Regions from separate parts of the Homo sapiens genome. Here regions 1, 2, 3 and 5 are each linked to region 4. A link is a loop called in an ENCODE intact Hi-C map of the cell type or tissue named here. Cell type or tissue: prostate gland. All regions are shown on one strand.

Region 1 (5,000 bases), 1.0 Mb before region 4:
CCTCTTCCATACCCTGCAAGACACACCCACTTACCTTATTTTAAGAGTATCACTCTTTTGTCATTTGATCAATTTTATGTGGGCCACACCAGACATAAGTAAGCACTGTTGGAAGATACCAGGAAATATAAGTGTGAATACAGTCGTGCATTGCTTAACAATGGGGATACATTCTAAGAAATTAAAATTGCACTATTAGGCAATTTTGTCTTGTGTGAACATCATAGACTGTACTTACCCAAACCCAGATGGTAGAGCTTACTACACAGCTAGGCTATATGTATAGCCTGTTTCTCCTAGGCTGCAAACCTGTGCAGCATGTCACTGAACTTGATACCGTAGACGAGTATACACAATGGTTCCATACTTTTGTATCTAAAGATATCTAAACATCAAAAAAGTAAAGTAAAAATAGAGGATAAAATATTTTTTAAAAGGGTGCATATATATGGAGAACTTACCATGAATGGAGTTTGTAGAACTGGAAGTTGCCCTGGGTAAGTCAGTGAGTGAGTGGTGAGTGAATATGAAAGCCCAGTGAGTCAATTACTCAACACTATGATAGATTTTATGAACACTGTGCATTTAGGCTACACTGAATTTACAAAAGAGTATTTTTTCTTTCTTCAGTAACAAAGTAATTTTAGCCTACTGCAACATTTTACTTTATAAACTTTTAAATTATTTAAACTTTTTGGCTCTTTTGCAATAACACGTAGCTTAAAATAAAAACACATTATATACCTGCTACAAAAACATATTCTTTCTTTATGTCCTTATTCTATAGGCATGTATCTATTTTTATTTTTCTTACTTTTTAAACATTTTTGTCCAAAACTAAGACAGAAGCACATAAATTAGCTTAGGGTTACACAGGGTCAGGATCATCAATATCAGTCTTCCATCTCCACAGCTTGTCCCACTGGGAGGTCTTCAGGAGTAATAACGTGCATGGAGCTGCCATCTCCTATGATGACAATGTCTAAGACCTGCCTGAGGTTGTTTTACAGTTAACTTTTTTTATGAGTATAAAAATACAATAAAAATATCAACAAGAATATAGTATGCTAAATGCATAAAGTGGTAACATAGTCACTTATTATCTTACCAAGTAATATATTCTGTACATAATTGTATGCACTATACTTTTAAACAACTGGCAGCATAGTAGTTTTGTTTACACCAGCATCACCACAAACACCCGGGTAATGCATTGCACTATGATATCACTAGGCAGTAGGAATTTTTCAGCTTCATTATAATCTTATGAGACAGCTGTTGAATACACAGCCTGTTGTTGATGGAAACACCATTGTGTGGTGCATGACTCTATGCTTTAGATTTGGCCCTCATGGAATAGACCACTGCAAGGTCAATGCTAGAGAGAACTCCTTTGCAGGAGAGAGAAATATGGTGGAGTAGAGGAACAGGGGAGTTCTGTGGATGACCTCTTTCATCTGGGCTTTGGAAGATGGGAAAAGCTTGGTCATACAGAGATTTGGACTAAACGTTTCATGAAGAGGAAGCAGATTACGAAATAATTACACAGAGGTCAGTAGTTCAACTGTTTCACCTAGAAACTAAGGTGGAAATTATACAGAAGTTAGTCTTTTCTATACTGGGCCCAAGAAAGTGAGCAAGGGCAATATGTTTTTGTTTGTTTTTTAGCATCTTTACAAGTTTTTTCCATCTGGTTTGTCTCAATTATCTTTACAAAATTCCTTGATCTGTAGATATAATTGTTATAATATTGTAATAATATTATCCTTCTATTATATTATAATTTATCTGTAGTTACATTATTTGATTTATCCCTATTGTATTCCATGCTTGTTTGGTTCCAATACTCAATAATAGCTTATAACTGAAATGTCAATTTAATCCTACAAACATTTAAAGAGTATCCAATACCTAGGTAATTATCCTGTTTTACAGGTGAGTCGATCTAAGCTATACTTATATGATTAAAAATAATTAGTTTGAGTTGTCTTTTGCTCTAATTGCTCCTTACTTCACTCGAAGTTCTTATTGCTCAGCTGCAGAGTATTGTGTAAGCACAGCAGGGAACTTTTATTTTGACTCTGTGTTAATGTAAAAATTATGCTTAATAATACAAGGAAGAATGATTCCAGGGTGTTTAGCCATGTGTTGCAATGGTCATTATTTCCTTCCAGTATACTTATCTCTGAACCGATCATTTTATTGGCTCTTTGGTTATAAATGTTTTCAGGAAGTGCTTTCTGAAACAATAAATACCTCTCTGTCCCATTATCCAAAAATTCCCTGCATTTCATGCCTACATTCAATTTTGGCTACACACGGAAAAAAATAAATAAATAAATAAAAGTAGCTTTTGTTAATCAGGCCTACAAACTAAAACCTAAAATTTTGGAATTAAAAACTAATAATTTGATAATTTTTTAAAAGGAATGTTGGAGAATGTTTAGTTCCAACTCTCACTTTAGTGGAGTCTGTAAGAAACAAATAATTATTATTTCTAGAAAGAATAACAATGTCTTTATCTGTATAGCCTACAATGTGCTTCAACGCTTTAACTTGTGTGTTCATCCTGAAGTGGGTGCTCTTGTCCTCATTTTAGAAAGGAGGAAATGAGTCTTGGAGAGGGTAGGGGACTTGTACCAAGTATAGGAGCAAGGAAAAAAGTGAAGTGACTCAATCACAGTGAGCCCTCTTCACAAATCCAGTGTTGTTCCCACTGCCCATCAACTGAGAAGCTGCTTTTCCTCTTAAAAACAAAATAAACGTAGAAACAAAGAAACAAAAATCCTCTCTTCTACTCTGGATTCAGATGACAGTCGTATTTTGCTCAAGAATATTGAGCAATCATAAATGAGTTTTCTCCCCTCCACACTGGAGATAAACCACAACTTATTATAACAAAACTGGTCACTGCTCTTGCCAAAGTATTTCATCAGCTTCTGGCATGCGTTATATCTTGATACACTTATCCAGCATGATGGCTGGCGTGATCCTCTGCCTATTTAGTATGTAGGCTAGTTCAGCAGAGGATTTAATGACAGGAGATTTTTCTTTGGCTCCAGGGATCGGCATGCACAGACAGGACCCTGTGTGAATTCCCCAGCATGTGATGATAAGATACTTCCAGTCTGCCAGCATCAAGCAGCTTCATTAATTAAAAACACATTGCGTGTTATCACTAAAGATTGATTTTTCTAGGAAGAATTACCCTTTGGCATTTATGATGAGCATGAAGAAGAACAGATAATACAATTACTGACAGGACTTTCCTCATTTTAGGACAGCAAATATTTAAGATTAGGATTAAGATTTCAGGAGAGACAGCCTTTGTGATTATTCTGCAAAGGAAATATTTGGGACTGCTGTTTTCGTTTTGTTTAGGCTGACCCTGGGAAGTAAACATTTGCTCAGCCATACTGAGTATCTGTGATTTAATGGGATATGGGCCCTAAACATATTTTAGTACTTCACCCCTTTATGCTTAAAACAAAACAGTGCAAAATAAACAATAAATGGACTAATAAAAAGTTTATATAGCTGCCAAGTGCTGAAAAAAGTCTGGTGAAGTCAAGTTATCTGTTTGAAGGAGATTACTGATATTTTCAGCAAGAAGGGCAGTGTTGTGAGAGTGTCTGGCCCTCATGGCACCAATGTAGAATGATGATGCAGGAGAATCTGGGTTCCAAAGCCACACAAGGAACCATTTATATTTTTGTCCAGCACGATGTAGATATTCCCAATATCCCATCAAGTGGTTGCGTAGTCCCTGTTTAAATTCCTTTGCAGACCTCATTATTTTACAAAATCTGTGATTAAACTAGAAGAGCTCAAATTGATAGGAAATCCTCCTAGAGTGGAAGTGATACTTTTTTACTTCCTGCTGTGACACATCAAAACTTTTCTATTTGAAACTTCTACATGTTGGACCTAAGTTTTCTCCTTTCTTACACTAAATGTCCTCCATGAAGTCTGCTACTTGCCACTTAAATTATCCAGGATCTCCTGGGTCTTGGACCCCTGCAACATCCAGGATCACCTCTAAACACATGGCAGTTTGCAGTGACTCAAAGTCAAGCACAGTAATCCAATGGCAAGTGCAACAAAACATCGTATCCTTAGGTTTCCACTATTCATTTACATTAAAGCTGCCTATGTTGAGTTTAGATGTTTAGGCAGAGCTTTCACGGGTATGTCATTTTTGAGTTGATGATGTAGCCTATGATGGCTTTTCTTCCATGAACTGCTGTTTAAATAAGTTCCCTTCTGCTTGGGTCTAGTTGAAGTGAGAGAATCAAAGGTAGATGTTTTTACCCCATGAAACACTGCCTCACTAGTTTCAGCCTTTTCTTTCAGCCACTTAACATCTCTAAAAATCTAACTTTACAATCCTTTGCTTTATTGACACAGCCTTGCTCTATGGCCTCTGTTTACCTATCTTTTACGTCCTATTGAAGATATTAGTGGGCGAATGTTCCTAGTAGATAGAGCTACCCCTTAGTCTATTCTGACTGGCTGTCCACAGAAATGTAGAAAAGTGCTCATAGGAGGGTCTACTTACAAAGTTATGACATTGACATAAATCATTTGCATTAGGTACATCAAACACTGGGATCCTTAACATTTTTTCCTCTCCTGTCCATTTTGATTTAATATAAACATAAGCTGGATGTATCATGATATCAAACACTTGTAGGTTACTTAAAGATTGCCCCAAACATGGAAACTCAGGAAAAATGTCAACGTAATTTGAATTGTTCACATCATATTTATGTTTTAAAAAGTTTACTGAATATTGCTCTATCAAACGACTTGTTTTGGTACCATCTAAAACCAACTAAGGCTCAGGTTGAGGAACAGGGTAGAATGGTTGCTGTTTATGGATATGTAGGAGGATTTGACATGAAAGTTCACTGGTTGTAGATTTGTGTTGGCTCACTTTTATTTACTTAGTGAAATCTACATGCCTTAGATGGCAGGTAAAGCACAAGACTGCTCTGATC
Region 2 (5,000 bases), 680 kb before region 4:
CTTAATATTTCTTGGTGTCAGCATCTGGTTCAAAATCTCTCTATCCTTCCTTGCCTATTTTTTCTTCCTTCAAAGATCATTGAATAACTTCATCTTAGAGTTTCATGAGATATATCCCCATTTTCTTTCTGTCTTTTTCAAAATGACCCATCCCATGGTCCTCATCTCTCAGGCCACGCTTGTAAGATAAGGCAGTGTCTGGTGGGAACATTTCTTAGGAGGTCAGAAAAACCAAGTAAGATGGGCTGGGTTGATTTCTCAGGAAGGCTGAAACCATAGAAAGACACTGTAGGAAAAAAAAGCTACAGTTGCATTTGGGGAAGTTGTGCAGAGCCAGGACTAGATAGAAATATGTTCCCCAGATTAGAAGTCAGGAGAAGTAGGTACAAATTGAAGTACAGAATGAGGTGTAGGTTTCAACAAGTGGTTCAGAACTGAGACCACAATGTTCAGCAGATGTAAAGGTTATGTCTTTTTTTTTTTTTTGGAGACAGAGTCTTACTCTGTCGGCCAGGCTGGAGTGCAGTGGCATGATCTTGGCTCACTGCAACCTCCACCTCCCAAGCTCAAGCAATTCTCCTGCTTCAGCCTCCCAAGCAGCTGGGATTACAGGCACGCACCACCATGCCCTGCTAATTTTTGTATTTTTAGTAGAGACAGGGTTTCATCATGTTGGCCAGGCTGGTCTCGAACTCCTGAACTCAGGTAATCCACCTGCCTCAGACTACCAAAGTGCTGGGATTACAGGCATGAGCCACCACACCTGGCCAAGGGTTATGTCTTTAAATGAAGTTGGCTGTCAGGTTGATGGGCGATGCTCCAAGACTAGGCAGAGTTTGGAAAAATGATAAGAGTTGTGCCATAAAGGATCATGTCCTGGTTGTTAGTCAGTTGTAGGTGTGGTTCCAGAGGTCATCCACAGAGGGGCTTCAGTTCTGATTCACCCTCTTGAATCCCATTCTGCTACTGAAACACTTTTAGCTGTAGGGTTGAAAAGGCACCAGGGTTCTCACAGGCACGAGGATAGCTGGACCTCGTCATGGTTCCCATGAAGATCCTGCTGATGACAGCTGTAGATAAAACCTGAGAGAAGTGGGGCCAGCCAGGACTGGTAGACTCTTCCACCTGTACACGGATATATTCCATTCATTCTCTCCATAGCTCCTGATTGCACAGGCATTTAAGGAAAGAATTGTGTTAATGAACTGAGACCTACATGCCATTAAAGTGTCCACTAAAATGGGCAAACCACTCACTGAATATATCAGGAAAAAGTATTATGGTCTATATTAGAAGACCTATTCAATAGGATAGTTTGAATTTTATTTATTAATTAAACAAACACTTATTGAGTACTTCTTATGTCTCTAATCATCTAAGGCATGGAGATACAGGAGTGAAGAAAATAACACAAAACAGGGGCTAGGGAAGACATATAGAAACATGAGTAAATTGTTATTATCTTCTGAGAAGTTTGATAGAACGGGTGTCATTTTGATTTTAGGGGATCAGCTTTTTGACTTCGGTGACTACCCCACAATCTCCCTCCTATTTCAGAATCACAGACTTGAGTGCCTCTTGAGGCTCCCCTTGTTCCCAAGGGCTTTATCCAAATACCCTGGTTGCAGAAGCTGTTTTAAGAAAGTTATACTAGTTTATACCTTCTAGCATATTCTTCTAGAAGTAGAAGACAACTGGCTATTTGCTTCCAATAGAGTTAGATTAAAATAAAATCTTGACTTTGGAATTACAGACCTCAGTTGGAAACCACGTTTCTTTTTCTTTTGGCAGCCACTTGACTTAGTTTCAGTTTTCTAATCTGTAAAATAAACATACTGTTAATAGGTATCTGGCTGCACTGCTATAAAGTTAAAATGCAGCAGCTAACATAAATACATTCTGTAAAATATAAATCACTAGTCAAAACAGGGCAACATTAACTGTCATAATTAATAATAGCTTGCCTAGTTATGTTATCTTTGAAAGAGGAAAAAAAGAGAGATGCTTCCTTGCAAAGGGAAGGGCCTCTACACACATTTCAGAAAACAGACGTTTCTAAGATCAGACATGGAGTGTATCTTTCAGCTCCCTGATAAACACAGCACAAGTAAGAACAAAGTGCCTTCCATGGCTCCTTATCTGCTGGCGGAAAATGTATGCTGATTGGTTAGGAAAGAAGTCTTAAATGTTTAAAGCCATCAGTCACATGTGTGTTATTTTTTAAAAATTAAAAACATGAAAAACATTAATTCAATGCATGTTTATAGAAAGTCTACTACCATTGTTTTTGTGCTAAAGTTTTAGAGAATATGACCCAGTTACTATTTTCAAGAACACACAGCCCCATGAGGGACAGAGCCATGTAAACAGTAGGAAGCACCGGCTGGCGGTCAGAGCTCTCCTGGGACTGGGTACGCAATGTTCTCAAGCCGCTGGCTGCTGACTAACGGGCTAGAAGGGACGAGGTTCGGGCTGCGAGGAAGGAAGGCATTCCCCAGAGCAAGGGCACGGATCCACGCCTGCTACTAGGCTACTGTTCTGTAGTCAGACCAGGCGATGCTGCTGTGTGGAAAGGGTGAGGGAGGATGGAGGTGAGGTCAAGGTCAGGAGATAGACTTGTGATTTTTATTTATAGGTCAGAGTTTCTCAATTACATTCTCATACTCAGAGATGGTACAGGCCCATGGGTGATGGGGAGGGGGCCAGCCTTGTGCACAGTGAATCACATAGGACCCCAGTCCTGTTTATAGACACCCAGAACAAACAAGTATTACTCATGACAATCTATCACATGTCATTCTCACAGTAAGTCTGTTGTCCTCTTGGTGTGCCGGTCCTTAGAATGAAACACGAATGTTAGGCCAAGAGACTGTGAGTACTTGAGATGTGAGGAGGGCATTCTTCCAAGAAGCTGGCTTCACAGTGTCCCTGGACCAGCAGCACAACATCACCCGGGAACTGTTAGAAATGCACATTCTCAGCTGGGCCTTTACCTACGGAGTTGTCAACCCTGGATGGGCCCTGCAGTGTGAGTTCTAGCAAGCCCACGGGGGACTCCAGTTCTTGCTCGACTTCGGGAACCTTTGTTGGCCTGGTGTCTCCAGCCTCAGACATCATAAGAATCACACAGAGTGCTTGGAAACAGGCCTGCCAAGGCAGAATCACCTTGCAGAGGCTGCAAATGTGGCTCCTTGACCCCAGATAATCCATTCCATCAGGCAAGAGGCCTTGACCAGGGAATACCTGGGAATTGTCCAGCAAGACATTTCATACTGCGATATCCACACCCCTCCCTGCAGATGCCCATTCAGAAGACAGGCTGGTGTGGACATGCGCAGCACCAAGCAGGACCCCACACAGGCCTTCTCTCTGGTTGGAGGAGGCCATATGCTAGCTGTGTAACCTTGGGGAAGGGGCTTAACCTCTGAAAGCTTGCTTTACTCTTCTGTAAAATAGTCACAATAACAGCAACTCCCTCCAGGGTTTTTATGAGAATGAAATGACTTCATGTGGGACAAATTCCTGGTACTTGCTGAGGATTCATAAACGTGAAACATTATCATCAACATTATAGCATTATATTACATAGCTCTGATTGGTGATCAAATAGGCCACATTTATCAAACCCCTATTACTCCCACTATGGCTGCTCCTGCTACTGTTACTGTGAGCCTTGTTGCTCCTGCTACTACTGTTACTGTTACCTACCAGTGCTACTATTGCTGCTAATACCACCACTGCTACTAGTACTACTAATACTGCCGCTATCACTACTGTAATACTATTGCTATTGCTGCTGCTAATGCTACCACTAATAGTGCTGCTGTTCCTGCTCCTGCTACCACCAGTACTACTAGAACTGCTGCTTCTGCTATTGCCATTCCTGCTCCTACTATTGCTACTGCTAATACTACTGCTACTGCAGCTAATACTGCCACTGCCACCACAACTACTACTAGTGCTATTGCTACTAATGCTGCTACTAATGCTAGCACTAATATCACTGCTACTACTGCCACTGCTACTACAGCTATGGCTGCTGACGCTACCATCACTATCACTATTACTACTACTGCTGCTGCTAATACTGCCATTGTTCCTACTGCTATTACTACTACTGCTGATGCTGCTACTGCTACTATTGCTACTCATAGTATTATTCTTTGCCAATAGCTGGCATGTGTTTTAGTAGAAAGAGGAAATACAACTGTAGAGAGAGATGGAGAGAGATAGGACTATGGAGTCAATTAGACCAGGAAGAAGTGGGGAGGCCTCCCTGCCAAGGAATGCATTTAACCAGGAAACAAGCAGAGGATTTTTGAGGAAGAGATAATAAACAGCACCAACAGGAGCACAAGAATGTGCTTAGAGGGCTCTTTCTCCGGGAAGGTGGTCACCTTTTATTTCCTCTCCTTTCTTCCCCTGGTCCTCACTTCTGGCTTTAGACTCTTACCAACCCACATGGATGAGCCGGGTGAGAGGTTTAGCCTGGCGTGCCATTTGCAGACTAAGCTGTCTGCGTGGATTCTATTTGAGAGTTCATTAATTTTGTGACATGATATTAAGGGTCCTTGTCATCCTAGTGGAGTCCATGGCCCCACTCAGGTTATGCTCTCTGTCTACTTGTGGCGAGAGTTTACCAAATACTAGGTGAAGTACAACAAAGGAAAGCAGGCATCCTTTTATCAAATTTACTGGGCACTACCGTTTGAATTTTAAAGAAATAAACATTTCATATGTATAAGCACCTAATAAAACATGGTATTAAGTTGTATTTTGCCAAATTGATTTACTGAGAAAAATTTAGAATTGATCATGGCAATGTTCGAAAATGTCTCTTTAACTACATGCCCTTTCATTTGGAAATATTTTCACTTTTAAAATCTTTGCTAATTTGGTGTTTAAAAATGAAGAGCAATTGTTACTTTCACTGGTTATTTTGCTTGCTGGAGAAGTTGGCTAGTTTTTCTTATGTTAATTGTTTCTCTTCTATGAAATGT
Region 3 (5,000 bases), 630 kb before region 4:
AGAACTGCAATATTGAAGCTCTTTTAGGAAACCCCACACACTGCAGTTTGCTTCCTATGAAAGACTTCCTGTGGATGAGCCGGGGCACTGGCGTGCCCTATAGAGCATCCTCACACAAGGACAAAAACAACTGTGTGCTGAAACTTAGAATAACCTTTCCCCATGAGTCAGAATTGACTTACACAACTTAGACATTCTCCCTGGAACACGATCAAATGTCATCTTTCTCCTCCCGTTTCTCCTCAAGAGCTGGAAGGGTTAGAGGCAGCCTGTTTCTAACAAAAACACTACCATTTAGGGGTTTGGTGGTTAACGTTAAGTCTTGCCTTCAAAAGCTTACAGAACTATGGGGAAGTAAACTCAGAAATTTATAATTAAGTATGGCATCTACTGTAATATGCATTAAACACTATCAGGTTTTCCTTCTTGTAGGTTCCTCCAAACATTATGAAGCTGTCTTGATCACTCTTGCTTGGCTTTGGAGACAGTAACCAGGAAAAAGTATAGCTTCTCTTTATGAACCCTGCAATCCCTCAAAAGATGACCACTCCCCACCCACTCCCCCCCCGCCAACACACACACTTCATTAATTGTCTTGTGACAGGGCAGAGTGACAAATGATGTAATTCTGAAAGAGGCATATTTGTGTGGTGAGACACAGGGATTTCAGGGCAAAAGAGTCTCACGTTGAAGCCCTGGATCTAACACTTACTTTTTCTATAATGTTGGGTTTTATCTCTCTGCACCTCAGCTTTCTCTGTTGTAAAATAGGCATCATAAAAATTGCCTACCTCTTAAGGTGCTGTGTACATCAAATGAGTGAAAACACATGCTTGGGACAGTGCATGGCCTGTAATAAGTCCTACCTAATTGTTAGTGGACATTCTCAGTGGACTAAAGATAACAATCAAAGATGCACAGGGCAACATATGGCTTGCACCAGACTCTTTAGAAGGTCAAAGAAAGAGCATGACCCATGGTATTCAGCCTTTGCATTTGTAGCAATACCACCGGAGTGGAGCCTCTTCCACACACAGCTTCAACTACTTCCTCTAAATTGACAGTGCTATGTCAGGTCCAGATCACTGTCATGGTCTCCTGTCCAAGGCACATACTTTCTCACTTATCAGTGACCCCTGAACACTGGATAGAAACATCAAAAACTGAACCTGTCCCATGGCCCTTTCCTTCTTCTATATTCACAAATACTCCACATTGAGTAAAGGAAGTTTGGTCCTGTTTCAATGAGTGGTCTTTCCATCTGCCCTCATCCCACATGCCAGGAATCTGGATGAGGCTGTCAGACACATCTCCTCACTTTTCACATGCATTAGTCTTCCTAGCTCTGGGCCTAAACTGTCTCATGAATTCACCTCTCTCTAATTCTCCTCTCCCAGCAGAGCCTCAACAGTACCCTAAAGTTGATCTGCAATATCTGTTGTCAAATTTATCCTGTACAAACCAACTACATCCTCACTCTCCTGGCCTGCAGAGAGAACAATAAATGACCCAGTTTCAGTCAATTAGACATGCCTGCCTTGGACTTTTCATCGAGAGAGTGATAAAAAGAAGCTGACCTATGAAGCCCAACTGAGCAGAAACAAAGGGAAGAATATTTTCAGCCCAGACAAAGGTAGCTCACTAACTTATATGTGAAGATTATTCAAGCACATACATTTGGCAGAGCAGTGACCACCGTGTAACTAAGAAAGTCTAGGGAGGTGGGAGTACTGCTCAAGATGTGTCTGGAAGGACAGGCAGAGGCTTCGTTACTAAAAAGCCTGTGTGCCTGCTTAGGTACACACATCGTCTTCAGGAAATTGTTAAATAACTGTGAGCTGGCATTGCCAAGATTTAGCACTTAATCTATAAACACTAAAAGATTTTCACATGCGCAGTTTAAAAAACTCATCCAATGGTGTGTCAGGTGAAACCTTATAAAACTGTAACAGAAACCAGCTGTGTGTGCGGACTCCCAGCACGTCCATGTTCATTTCTGGCTCAGCAGAGTGTGAAGGACGTGGTTTGGGGATAGAAAGCTGCTGGCACAGGACACCTGGGCTCCAACCAGGAAGTAAGAGAACCGAGAAGGGAAAGGCAATCCAGGGGTGGGAATCCAGCCTCCCTGGGTTCAGGCACAGTTCAATCTGAGTTTAAAGTGAATACTTGGGACATTTATTATCTTATCTGAGTAAGTTATCTGCTTCTTAAGAGTGATGAGCTCATTTTTATGGTCTTGCTTTTGACTTTCAGGCTTCCCATGGGAACTTCATAAAGAGCCCATAAATATATGTTTATCTGTGTCTCTAGCATAATCCAGATTTTTGTTGAGCCGGAAGTTACCTTAAAAATTAATTTTTATATGTCTGAATAAATAAAAACATACTGCCACTCCTATAAATAATGTACACATAGAATGGACATATTCTGCACCAGGAATTTAACTGTTAAGGCTGAGATACACACATCCATATTCAATAGACAATTGTATTTGCTATTGTGTAAGCAGAGCAGTAGAAAGTACAAATATAAATGTACTCTCTTCCTTTAAAATATAAATCGGAGTATGATGCTATTAATAGATATAATACAAAATGTCTTGTATGATAGTTGCTTTAATTTCCGAGCATGTGACACTTTCTAATCTTCATTTTAATATTTTTATGCATGTTATTGCATAACAGAATTCAGAGAGAGAATAGTTTCTCTTACCCTACTACTGATTTGTAAGTTTTGAGCCAAAACTTTCATTAAAGATAATATAATAAGAATTATACCCACACATTGTAGCAAGTGCCAATTTCCTGGTTTTGATGTTGCACTGTAGTTATGTAAAATGTAGCCAACAAGAAAACCGGGTGAAGGGGGCACGGGTCCTCCCCACACTATCCTTGCTACTTCCCATAGGAAAAATTCTGTAATTATTTTGAAATAAAATGTTATTTTAAAAAAGCACACTTGCATTTCTGAACTGACCCCATTTAGTTACGGTGTGTTATTCCTTTTATGGATTCCTGATTCTACTAGTTAATTTTTAAAAGCTATTTCTGTGTTAAACTATAAGAGAATATAGTTCCATATTTTTTAATTATTGAGTTCTGTACGGTTTTTAATATCAGATTAATAAGGCCCTCATAAAATAGGTTGCAAAGTGTTCACTCCTCTATTTCATAAGAGTTTTGAGTGGCAGTGGTGTCATTTTTTGCTTAAATATTGGATAAAATTCATCAGAGGGGCCATGTGTCCCTGGAGTGTTTAATTATTGGTGGAAAAGTGTTTGGCCAGGTACTCAATTTCTTTAATGTATCTAAGTCTATTCAGATTTAACTACTTCTTCTTGAATCAGTTTTGGTAATTTGTGTCTTTCAAATAATTTGTTCATTTCACTTAAGTTATTGAATTTGTTGACGTAAAGTTGTGTATAATATTACCTTATTTTAAAGTCAGTAGAATTTATAATTATATCTCCTTTTTCCATCTTAATAGTGTGATTTGTGTCTCTTAAGTCTCCATCATTCTATCAGAATGTAAATTTTATTGTTATTTTCTGTGAAACATCTTTCAACTCTATTTATTTTTCTAATTGTATTATTTTTCCTCTTTTCCTTAAGAGAGAAATCGAAAATAGAGACAGATAAAATAGAGAAATAAATAATAGAAAAACATAATTTCTATGAATTGCTTTCTGTTTTTATATTATTTTTTCCTTCTACTTAATTTGGGGGTATTTGTTCTTTGTAATATTAAGTTAAAAACTTAGACAACTGTAGAGCACGGTGGCCCACGCCTGTAATCCCAGCACTTTGGGAGGCTGAAGCGGGCGGATCACGAGGTCAGATGTTCAAGACCAGACTGACCAACATGGTGAAACCCCATCTCTACTAAAAAAAAAAATACAAAAATTAGCCAGTCATGGTGGCACGCGCCTATAATTCCAGCCACTCAAGAGGCTGAGGCAGGAGAATTGCTTGAACCCGGGAGGCAGAGGTTACAGTGAGCCGAGATTGCGCGATTGCACTCCAGCCTGGGTGACAGAGTGAGACTCCATCTCAAAAAAAAACACAAAAAACAAAAAACAAGCAAACAAACAAACAAACAAAAAGAGTAGACTACTAATTTTATATTGTTTTTCTTTTCTAACATAACTGTTTAAAGCTATACATTTCTTTTAAAAACTGTAAGATGTATACCCCGGTCTTTTTAAAATTATTATTCATTAAAGAATCTATTCTTTTGATAGTGATTTGCTTCTTTGGCCAACATTATTTAATTTCTAATTATTTGAGGATTCTCCAGATATCATTCTATTATTTCTTATTAATTCTGCTGTGATCAGCAAATATCTCTGTATTATTTGAATCTTGTTATATTTATTGTGACTCGTCTCAAAGACTAGAATATTGTCTATTTTAGTAAATGTTTGCAAACATTTGAAAACCATGTATACCCTGCTGTTGCTGAATGCAACAATTAGATAATAGAAATTAGAAATAGAAATCTTAATTAGGTCAAGTTCATTGATAATGTTGTTCAAGGCACCTATATCTTTTCTCATCACCTCCTATTCACCCCATGGGTGAAAAAGAGACACCTCTCTCTAAACAGCATGAGATGGCCAAACACAGCACACTCAGCACCAGACAAGTGAGAAGCATGGCTCATGAGTCACATGTGCTGCCTGCATAAAGAGAGAGTACCACATACCACACAGGGCCACAGGGGTTGTGCTCTGTGAGAGAGGGAACAACCAGGGACCACAGGAGGCCAGGTTTGTAGTAAGAAGAGAGGGGGTGACACCTCATTTCTGTGGGAGAATGTGATCGACTTGTGTGGGCTGGCAGGGAGATGAAACCCAACAGGCTGAGGACCTGATGAATTGCAGGTGATCCAGTTTATAGGAACTGGACAGTTGAGGACCCTTTCCTACTGAGTGGAGGGTTTCTGGTGAGAGCAAGAGAACTCATGGTTAGAATCTGGGGCTTTGTGAGGCTCAAAGATGC
Region 4 (5,000 bases):
ATGCCCTTGGGTAAAGACACAGGATTGACACTGGTGCCGGGGACAAACCAGCTGAATGAAAAGTGCTCCTAAAATCTTTCCTGTCCCCTTTTAAGACTTCACTGGGCAGGGAAAGACCATACTAGACTGTTGGCCAGTTTGAAGACTGTATGTCATGCCCACAGGTAGACTCAATTGTTAGCATGTTGACATTTGAACTAAGGAGACAAGGTATGTGGGCTGTGTGCTAGGACTCATTTGAGAATAAAACCTTTAAGATTGTTCAGGTGGCTATGTGAACACAAGGATGAACTTTTATTTCCCATTCCCCAGGCAACACTGTGTCTAAGAGTTCATCCTTCCATCAGTGCTGTAAGATAGGTACTAGTGCCCTTACCTGGTCCTAGAATTGAGTTGCAGAACTTGCCCAATGTCAGAAAGCTATTGAGAGGAGAACTGAGCAAGCAGTTAAGAATAAACTCTAGTCTACTGTGATTGAAGTCCCCAGTCTCTCTCATTGTTCTGAAGCTTCAACCTTGAAGAAAAGTTGGAAGTTAGACAGAGTCAGGAATTGCCTCTGTTTGAATGACCAGGAGACACAGAGGTAACTCTTATCATGTAAATGACTAACTGTGTAGGCAAGGGTGTGGGTGCCCACATGTAGAAGGTAGCACTATTGTGAGAGAAAGCCATGACAGGAGTATCATTGTCCTGAGCAGAAACCTCCCTTCCATGGGGTGGGCTCCCAATGTCCAGGCCCCTTCTCTGGAGCATCTATCTCCAGATTGTCTGACGACACGGGACAGCACTAACTCTGAGGAGCCCCTGTCTCTGGACCATGGATTTCCACTGCCACAGGTACCACTGTCCCCATCCAGTATATCCAGTTACCTTCTCTTCTCTTCCAAATCTCAGAATTATGCCTTCCACAGGTCACATGCACAATGCCAACACCATCCCCTCTGAGCCCTCCCCTCGTCCCTCCAGGCACACAGAATGACTCTCTGTGGATGCCCATACTTTCTTCTTGCCTGCCTCTCTCAGCTGGACTCTCCCACATTGTTTAAGACTCAATTCAAATGCCACCACCTCTCAGAAGTTTTTTCTGACCACACGGACAGGTTTGCCATCCCTCCAGCAGGGTTATAAATGCACCCGGTGAACCTCTCTGTTTTCTCTGCTGTCACACTGCCTACCACTGTCTGGACTCTGGTGAGTCACTCCAGCCAGCCTGTGAAATCCTGCAGCTGGCACATGGAGGTGCTTAGTAATCATTCTTGGACTAAGTGGATAGATGAACTCTTAATGATGTTATTTGTGAGTAAAAGTCATTTGCAGTGTTGTTAGCCACCGTGATGTTGGCAGTTGATGGTCCCCAATGCATCCCCAAGCCCAGTATATGTAATTCCGGGAGGCTCACCCAGCAGGCGATCTGATGGAGAGAAAATTAGATTTCCTGTCTCCACCAATACGTCCCCTAAAGGGGAAAAAAAACCTGAAGCTTATAGGGTGAGAGCCACTGAGTCCTAGCAACTGGGTCCCCAACACTGCTTGCCTTTAGAAGTTTGGCTCTTTCTGTTCTAAGTCTATTGGTGGTCAGTAAGACTGATAGCCACACCCCAGAGGACACTGAGAAACAGTAGTGCTGTCAGAAGGAGAGAGACCCTAGGGTGGCTTGTCCAGCTGGGGGCTGAGCAGAAGAAAAGCAAAGGAGCCAGTATCACGCAGCGACAAGGTGCCCTTTAGCAGCAGGAGTGGGCTCAAAGAAATGAGTGGTTTAGGTCACCTGGTGAAAATAACGAGGCTGACCAAAGGAAACACTAATTATAATCAGGTCAGCTGGACTCCGTTAGTGAAAAGAGATCTATGCAGCCTCCTGACCTCTATTCGGATGGTTATTCGCTACTTTTGCAATGATTAGCAATTGTATGCCAAGCACCTTCACAGGGGGTAAACATCTTTCTCACTAAATACTAGTTTATGTTAAAAACTACAAACACCAGATGAATTGGAAGTTTAACAGAATTAACGAGCATGTCACAAAATTAAGTTTTATCCAGTCCAAATCCTTCCTGCAACAATTATGTTCCGGGAGGGGCAGGGAGCTTGCAGTTATCAAATAAAACTGGCTAAATAACAAAACACAATTCTCCCCGTGTCACTGCCTCAAATTTACTCTGCTGTTGCAAGATGTCATGATAAAGGTGATGGCAATCTATATAAAACATTGTTATTGGAATAGCCTTTGAAAGTTGAAATGTGACTTAGTCTTTACGTGTGTCCCGTGGTCCCTGAGGCCGGGCTGGACGCCTGGAGCTTTGGCGCCCCCTAGCCATTCGGCACTGAACAAGTTTCTCCAACTGCAATGCGAGGGAAAAAAGAAGAGAACCAAGAATAAAACAAATTTTTTAATCCTTTCCAAAAAGACATTGTTTCTGATCTTCCCCTGTCCACTCTCCAGATGATAAAGCTGAATAAAAAGTGCTACACTAACCAGTGGTCAGTCCAGGCTCTGCTGCAACATTGCACTAACCAGAACTGCAGACCTGGGACCTCAAGAATTGCATTTGATGCCGAACCCAGCTCTAATTTCAGAGTCAAGGTCTCTGCGAGTATTTAAGGAACGGATGTAAACCTGGGGGATTCGTTTTGTTTCCTTCAATTTTCCAATGAAATCAGAGATCCTGTTCTTGGGTGTCAACGCAGATACTAGAAGGAGGTGATACAAGAGAAAGGAAACAGCAAGCGACGATTATGGCACGGTTTCCTGTAAACAAGGTTGAGTGTAGCCACAGCCTGAGCACTGTGGGAGAAGAGCTCATAAGAAAATGACGGTGCTGGGCCTTCGTCACCCCGGGGCACTCCATTGTTCTTGTCTTTGGTCTCTTTTTATTTGTAGAGGTCCAATTATTTATTTATTTAGTACAAGAGGGAACGAAATTGATCTTTCCATTCTAAAAGGAGAGTATATATGTATAAAAGGAAGCTGTATAGATATGGGGGAAGAGGTGGACAGGGGGAAAAGGGGAGAGGACGAGAGAGAGAAAGGGAGGGAGAGGGACAAGGAGAGACACTGGGCGAGAGATCGATTAGGAGAGACAGAAATGATGAATGAAGATTAACTTCACCCAAGGCTTCGTGCTGGAGGGGAATGGAGGAGCTCCTGATTTGCTATTACTACTCCAAACTGCAAAGGGCTCCTTCAAGTCACCTATCCACCTCCTAAGGCAAGCGTCCAATTTCAACAGCGTTCAGGAAAGTCTCCTCCCGCGGAGGTCTCACCGCTTCCCACTCCACCCCCACAAACTCTTTGGAAAAGTGCCTTGAAAAATTTAATCCTCAATCCAATCCTGGACCACCAGCGTCCTCTGTTGGTCACCGAAGGGAGGGGGTGCGCAGACAAAACTGAAGAAACTCGAGTGCCAGAGAAGGCCGACAGGAGTTACAGCGACCTCAGCGCGCAATTGCGCCCCCGAACTTTACTGAAAAGTGTTTAGATTGCAGAGATAAGCTAGAATCCCAACGCATCGAGAATACAGTAATACGAAGTCGCCTTCAAAAAATGACAATGAAAATTGCCTATTAAAGGACTATTTGGTTAATTACGTTTCAGCAGTGCCCAGTTTATTGTCTTTATTATTCTTTTGTCATGGGTGTAAACTCCATTTGAAAACATAATCAGGGAGAATACCCAAGACAAGAAGAACAGTTGTCATTTAAAATATTTGAAAAGCCCTGCCTTAAGGACGCATTCGCTTGCCGGTCCACTCTTAATTGGAGACTTGCGGTGTAGCAACACGTGAGAGTCTTCTTGCGTTGAGAAGTAAGCCTGGAAAGGGGCGAAGGCCCCGGGCGCATCTTCAGATGCGTATTTGTGGGCCCCTGGGGATATAAACAGCCCAGCGGGTGTAAATTAAACCCCGCAGTGCCTTGGCTCCCTGAGACCCAAATGTAAGTCAGAAATGTCCCAAGACTTCGCCTGCCAACGGAATTAAATTTTAGAAAGCTCCACGAGGTACACACGAATGCGGAGCGCTGTATGCCAGTTTCCCCGACACCGGCTCGCCGCAGGGAGACCTCACCCCGAGAGCGGAAGGGGTAAGGGCGGCGGGGTCAAGGAGATCGGGGGTGCTGAGTTGGCCAGGAGTGACTGGGGTGACCGGGGGTGCTGAGGTGGCCTGGAGTGCCGGGGTGGCCGGGCACACCTTGGTTCTTGTAGACGACAAGGTGACCCGGGCTCCGGGCGTGCGCACGAGGAGCAGGTGCCCGGGCGAGTCTCGAGCTGCACGCCCCCGAGCTCGGCCCCGGCTGCTCAGGGCGAAGCACGGGCCCCCGCAGCCGTGCCTGCGCCGACCCGCCCCCCTCCCAACCCCCACTCCTGGGCGCGCCGTTCCGGGGCGTGTCCTGGGCCACCCCGGCTTCTATATAGCGGCCGGCGCGCCCGGGCCGCCCAGATGCGAGCACTGCGGCTGGGCGCTGAGGATCAGCCGCTTCCTGCCTGGATTCCACAGCTTCGCGCCGTGTACTGTCGCCCCATCCCTGCGCGCCCAGCCTGCCAAGCAGCGTGCCCCGGTTGCAGGCGTCATGCAGCGGGCGCGACCCACGCTCTGGGCCGCTGCGCTGACTCTGCTGGTGCTGCTCCGCGGGCCGCCGGTGGCGCGGGCTGGCGCGAGCTCGGCGGGCTTGGGTCCCGTGGTGCGCTGCGAGCCGTGCGACGCGCGTGCACTGGCCCAGTGCGCGCCTCCGCCCGCCGTGTGCGCGGAGCTGGTGCGCGAGCCGGGCTGCGGCTGCTGCCTGACGTGCGCACTGAGCGAGGGCCAGCCGTGCGGCATCTACACCGAGCGCTGTGGCTCCGGCCTTCGCTGCCAGCCGTCGCCCGACGAGGCGCGACCGCTGCAGGCGCTGCTGGACGGCCGCGGGCTCTGCGTCAACGCTAGTGCCGTCAGCCGCCTGCGCGCCTACCTGCTGCCAGCGCCGCCAGCTCCAGGTGAGCCGCCCGCGCCAGGTGCGCTGCGTGCAGC
Region 5 (5,000 bases), 1.2 Mb before region 4:
CATCTTGAGAAGATCAGAGCTGCAGCCCCTAATTGCAGCTCTAAGATCAAAATGGGAGTGAGGAGCTTTTGGAGTTTTTATAAACCTCTGTTTACCTATACACATTAGTTGCAAACCTTGGAAGTGAAGAAGGACTGGTGTCTCCTCCTGGGGATATTGAGGGAGAGATCAGGGCTGAGGCTACCTTTCAGCCAAGCCTGGAAGGAGAAGACCCCACTGAAGGATTAGTGATGCTGTGCTTGATGCCCAGACCCCTCCTATCACAGGCCCAGTGCAGAAGTCACTACCCACAGCGTTCCGTGCCACAGAGCACCAAGTCATGCAGGCAGAGGAGAGGCAAAGTGTGAATATTTGTCAAATGATTGCATGGGTGTTGAAATGCTTGCTGTGTTGAGAGACAGGGCCAGGGAAGAAAGAATTTAAAGTATGGTAGACGTTTGATGCTGGGGTGAGGAGTTCAGATGAAGAAGAATTGGAAATAATAATAACATACATGGTCTGGGGAGTTTATCCCAGAGACCTTTATGTGTAGAATTAGGTTTAATCCTCACCACCCTTGAGTGAGGCAGGTGCTGAGGTGATCACTTCACAGATGGGAAAACTGAGGCCTGAAGGTTTAAACCCTTGTTCTGGTTACAAAGAGAATAAGTAGAGGTGAGCTGATGCCTAGACCTCTTTTCTAGGGAAGTCTCCCATTCATTCCACATTGGGGGTTTGCTCTCCCACAGTATCTTTCATTGGAACCACAGCTCTGGGAGATTGTCTCCACTTTGTAGATGAGAAACAGGTTAGAGAAGTGTCATGTCAGAGCTGGGATTTCAGCTCCGGCTCCTGTGACCTTCCTGGCATGATTGTTCTCCAAGGAAGATGAAGGTGGCAGTGGGTGTTAACTCCAGGAGAATTCAGAGCAAGTGTGGGCAGCTGGGGGGATCTGGAGGAAGTGGGGATCCAGGGCCCATTTCTCAGGAGAGAAACTCCTGGGTTTGGGACTTATTGATGAAAGACAACAATGGGGTAGCCTGAGCTGAGGGTGCCACTGCCATGGAGAAGTCAGGAACAGTGTTTACTGCAAATGTGAGGTGTCATGCCTGGCCACCAAGGAGGGCCAGCGATGGGTGGCTACAGTTCAAAATATAGGTTTGGTGAGTGGGCCATGGAGAAGAGAAGGGAAGGAGAGGAAAGATTATACAGCCCTGGGAAACTGTCATGGTTTGGGAGAGGAGGAGGAAAAACAACAATAAAGGGCAGTGAGCAGTTTGTGGCCAGAGGTTCAGGGACATCCAGAACCATTGCATGTCTGGGGAACCAAGAGAGGGCCATTATATGAAAGGAACAGGTGTGGGAGCCCCAGCCAGGGGATGGGCAAGAAGGGGCTGGGAGAAGATGTGGGGCTGGGGTAAGCCTGCTGAAGGCATTTCCACTCTGCCTTTTTCTGGGGCCCTGAGGGGACTCGCTCTTGGCCTGCGGCTATACTGTGGGATGTCTCTGTCCCACCACAGTGTGTGCCTGTGAGTGAGGCTCAGCCTTACTCTTCTCAGTCTCCTGCACCTGACTTACACCTCCTTTCAGGAAATGACAATGAGGACATAGAGGTGTTTGTTACGGATCAATTTCAAGTAGAACCATAACCCAAAGGGGCAGCACTCTCACAGAATGATCGACTTCAGCCAAGGGACAAAAGGGTGTTTGCTCATAGTGGAAAAGGAGAGAGAGAAACTAAAAATTAGGAGCGGGAAGTAAGACTAAGTGCAAAATCCCTGAGAGATTCTAGGTGAGCTGGCCATCCATTTAGGAAGAGATGGGCTGTAGGAGTAAAGTCTCATCACTGAGGAAGGTGCCTGGGTAGGTAGTGCAGGAGGAACGTAACCTGTATCTTAACCAATCAGCACTTTGAAATCACAAAATTCAGAACTCCCTGAATTCTGGATCCAGCCAGGACTGGATCCTTTCATGGGTTGAAAGGCTCATTCTAGTCACTGGAGCTTATGGAAAACTAAAGAGTATTTTTATCATGAATATTCCATTTTTGACATCTGTTAAGTATTAGGAATATCTTAGACACTGCGCAGAACACGAACTGAACACTCTTGGCAGGGGCTGCTGGTGAGTGTGCTCTTAGGTAAAGTAAGCGGACACAGACCCCCTGTTCAAGAGAGGAAACCATGGCTGTGTCATCAAATGGGCCGCCCTGGGAGACACCTGAGCAGTCAGGACACACCCAGAGTTGTGCCTTCAGGGTTTTATCGTCTTTTCACATCACTTTTTCCTATTATCGTGTCATGCGTTCCCATTTTGCCAGTGAAGAGTATGAGCCTCAGAGAATTTATGTGCCATTTACCTGGTAAGTAACCAAGTTGGAATCAGAATGAGGAAATGCAGGGAAAATTTAAATTTCATTCCTTCATATCACAAATATCTCTTGACATGTGTTTAATTAAAGTAACGAACTGAGATTTACTCCATGGGGAAACTGTAGTCTCAATAAAGGCACTTGGGCAACTCCAACTCCTTGACTTCTGGTAGTTTACATTCTTGATGTGATTTTTGTATATATTTAGGAGGCTAAAGAGGCCAAAACCAAAAATGCAATCTTTTCTATGTATTGTTTAAAAGTGAATAAAAAGTATTCCTTAATTTGCTTTATTAGAAAAGTATTTCTTTTAAAATTCCTGATCCTTTATGCATTAGGGCGAAGGGTGAGATTTGCACCTTGTCACCACTAGATGGCAACATCTGAGCGTAGAGTTCAGGCTCAGCGCGGTGGGCACCAACATTCCACAGGGCGCCTGACATGCGGCCTGGGATGGCGCCTCAGAAGGTTGGGCCAGCCAGCCAGCAAGCACCTGTTCCCTGATCCTAAAATAAACCATGGCGGGTCAAAACTCCTAATTGGTTCTATACACCTCTGAAGCCCAGCTCTCCTCGCATTCCACCCTGCTTGAAAAACTAGCAATGGCTCCCTCCAAAGACTAATGTCACCTATCGTCCCCAGATAGAGATTTGATCAATCCTTATTTCTTGACTTTTTCTGTGCCCTGTGTTGGGGAGTGTGGTGTGTCCAGGCCCATCAGAGCTGGCCAGCCAGCCTGGTAGAGGGGTATTGCTCATGGCCATAGAGCCACTGAGCAGGACAGCTGGCCAGCACCCTGGACGACTGAGGATTCTGTCCACAGACACAGACTCATCCACAGAGCTTGTGAGCCATGTAGGACATTTATCCGTGTGCTTTTGGCTGAGTGCAGACATCCAGAGGGTCAACCAAATGGATTGCTTCAAGCAGGTGGCAGCGTGCCTTCCCCGGCATGCTGAGCTGCTGGCCTTCTCCCCACCTCAATTCATTCCTTGCCTGCCCACTACCAGACACATTTAACCTATACCTCTTTGCCACTGTTTCCTCACAGTTGGGCACAGCATTTGGCACAGCTGCTGGAGGAGTCTCCCTGGCCTTTCTGCCCTGAAGAAATCACTCCTGAGCTGTGTGGCTGGGCTCAGGGCCTTGGACTCTGCAGCTGGGATCTCTGGGTGGGATTCAGGCACATGCCTTGAAGCACCCAAGTTAGCAGCAGTCGTTGAGGTGTTTGTTAGTCTATGAACCTTTCCAGTACCCACTCCCTCAGTGGCTCACTGTTCCAGAGACTGCACCACATCCTGGCTATGTGATGTGAATGTCTGATTCATGCCTTCCAGGGCAAACAATCAAGTCAGAGGAAGAGGCAGAGAGATTCTAACATGAATATAAGGGTTGAAGTCCACGGGAGGTGGGGAGGCAGAGGGAGGATGATTGCTCCATCTGGGACTTGGGGAAAGGTGCAATTTGGTAGATAGAAGGACCTACAGGCATCCACCAGGCTTGAGAGAAGGTCCACGCACCCCCTCTTTCTCCTTCTTCAGAATTTCTTCTGGCTTGTGGGGCCTACCTCCTTCTACAGAAGTTGGATTGAGAAGGGTGGGGCTGTGCTCCTCCTGAGTGTGAGGAGATCCAGAAACCTGGTCCTTAGGCAAATGTCTAGGTCTTTCTTCACTTACATGAGGCCTGAGCTACTTCCCCTTGGGAGGAGGTGTGGCATTGCTCCCTCTCTTTGGCCTGGAGCAGGTAGCCTCATCTGGCTGTTCCCTGGGAACCTGGTACGTTCGCTTTCCACAGTGCCCTTCCCACACTGGCCTTGGTTCACATATGGGTAATCCAGGATCTAGCTATGGGTTGGGAAGGAGTCGGGCTGTGTAGTCATTGGCTGCTTTGGTTCTAAGTTTCAGGTCTTTCAGCTAGATGGAGTTCTCTCCAATGGCTCCAGCGAGGGCTGGGAAGACAAAATCTAATAAAATAAAGCCTGTCTCTTTGCTCCGCCTTCTCTCTATGAATGTCAGCATGTTATGAGTCTAATAGTCTACTTGGCAAATCATTCTTTCTTCTTTTATATAGTATGCAATTTCAAAGAAAATTTGTATTTGTTTGTAGTCTTGAGTTCAAACCTTTTAAATTTTTAGATGGCCAGAAAATTAATTAGATAGGCATGAACTTCAGTGTTTTGTTGGATGGCTGACGGTTACGAAGCTGTTAAAGGATCTTCACATGCTTTTGTTTTCTGTTCTGACTCTGTATCAATTCTTTTGAACAGCAATTAGATGACAATTAAAGAATCCTAATGGGAAGAGATCTCTCAAATGTCTGGTTCTGTTTTGCTTTGTTTTGTTTTCCCTGCACTCTATCTCTAGTGTCTCAGTTTGTTTAGGCTGCTATAAAATACCATAGACTGAGTGGCTTCTAAACAATAGAAAATATATTTTTTACAGATCAGGAGGCTGCAAAATCCAAGATCAAAGCCCTGGCAGATTTGGTGTCTGGTGGGAGCTCACTTCCTGGTTCACAGAGGGTGCCTTACCTTGGTGTCTTCACATGGTGGAAGAGATGAGGGAGCTCCCTGGGGCTCCTTGATAAGGGCGCTGATCCCATCATGAGGCCTCTCCTGTCCCCTACCCCGATCTGATCACCTCCCAAAGGC

What was found. Peaks named below come from ENCODE experiments on the same cell type or tissue, not always from the same donor. Only the 100,000 strongest peaks of a DNase experiment are listed, where the experiment ranks them.
Region 1: it touches region 4 in a loop (4-fold over the local background); 11 of 110 quality-filtered maps call a loop at or near these places.
Region 2: a loop joins it to region 4, with 3 times the contacts of the local background. A loop is called at or near these places in 8 of 110 quality-filtered maps.
Region 3: a loop joins it to region 4, with 4 times the contacts of the local background. A loop is called at or near these places in 4 of 110 quality-filtered maps.
Region 5: a loop joins it to region 4, with 8 times the contacts of the local background. A loop is called at or near these places in 97 of 110 quality-filtered maps.

What each region holds. Positions count from the first base shown.
Region 1 is chr7:46,930,921-46,935,920 of GRCh38, reverse strand. The region is part of intron 1 of LOC124901626 (a long non-coding RNA gene); the gene reads left to right. Among named protein-coding and RNA genes, the nearest start is that of SNORD151, 530 kb to the left of the region's middle. In prostate gland, no CTCF peak of the experiment used is centred here; a DNase peak (open chromatin) is centred at 2,980; H3K27ac peaks cover 344 bases.
Region 2 is chr7:46,601,410-46,606,409 of GRCh38, reverse strand. No RefSeq gene overlaps it. Among named protein-coding and RNA genes, the nearest start is that of IGFBP3, 680 kb to the right of the region's middle. In prostate gland, no CTCF peak of the experiment used is centred here; a DNase peak (open chromatin) is centred at 2,439; H3K27ac peaks cover 1,719 bases.
Region 3 is chr7:46,554,563-46,559,562 of GRCh38, reverse strand. No RefSeq gene overlaps it. Among named protein-coding and RNA genes, the nearest start is that of IGFBP3, 640 kb to the right of the region's middle. In prostate gland, no CTCF peak of the experiment used is centred here; a DNase peak (open chromatin) is centred at 2,012; H3K27ac peaks cover 952 bases.
Region 4 is chr7:45,920,704-45,925,703 of GRCh38, reverse strand. IGFBP3 (insulin like growth factor binding protein 3) reads left to right here and starts at 4,432. Exons shown (of 5, transcript NM_000598.5): 1 at 4,432-4,966. The coding sequence starts at 4,564. RefSeq lists enhancers at 3,468-4,048, 4,049-4,629. In prostate gland, CTCF peaks have their summits at 1,122, 2,301, 3,365 (motif pointing left), 4,609 and 1 weaker place; DNase peaks (open chromatin) are centred at 1,183, 2,283, 3,303 and 4,733; H3K4me3 peaks cover 1,287 bases.
Region 5 is chr7:47,086,721-47,091,720 of GRCh38, reverse strand. No RefSeq gene overlaps it. Among named protein-coding and RNA genes, the nearest start is that of SNORD151, 380 kb to the left of the region's middle. In prostate gland, a CTCF peak has its summit at 2,748 (motif pointing right); a DNase peak (open chromatin) is centred at 2,740.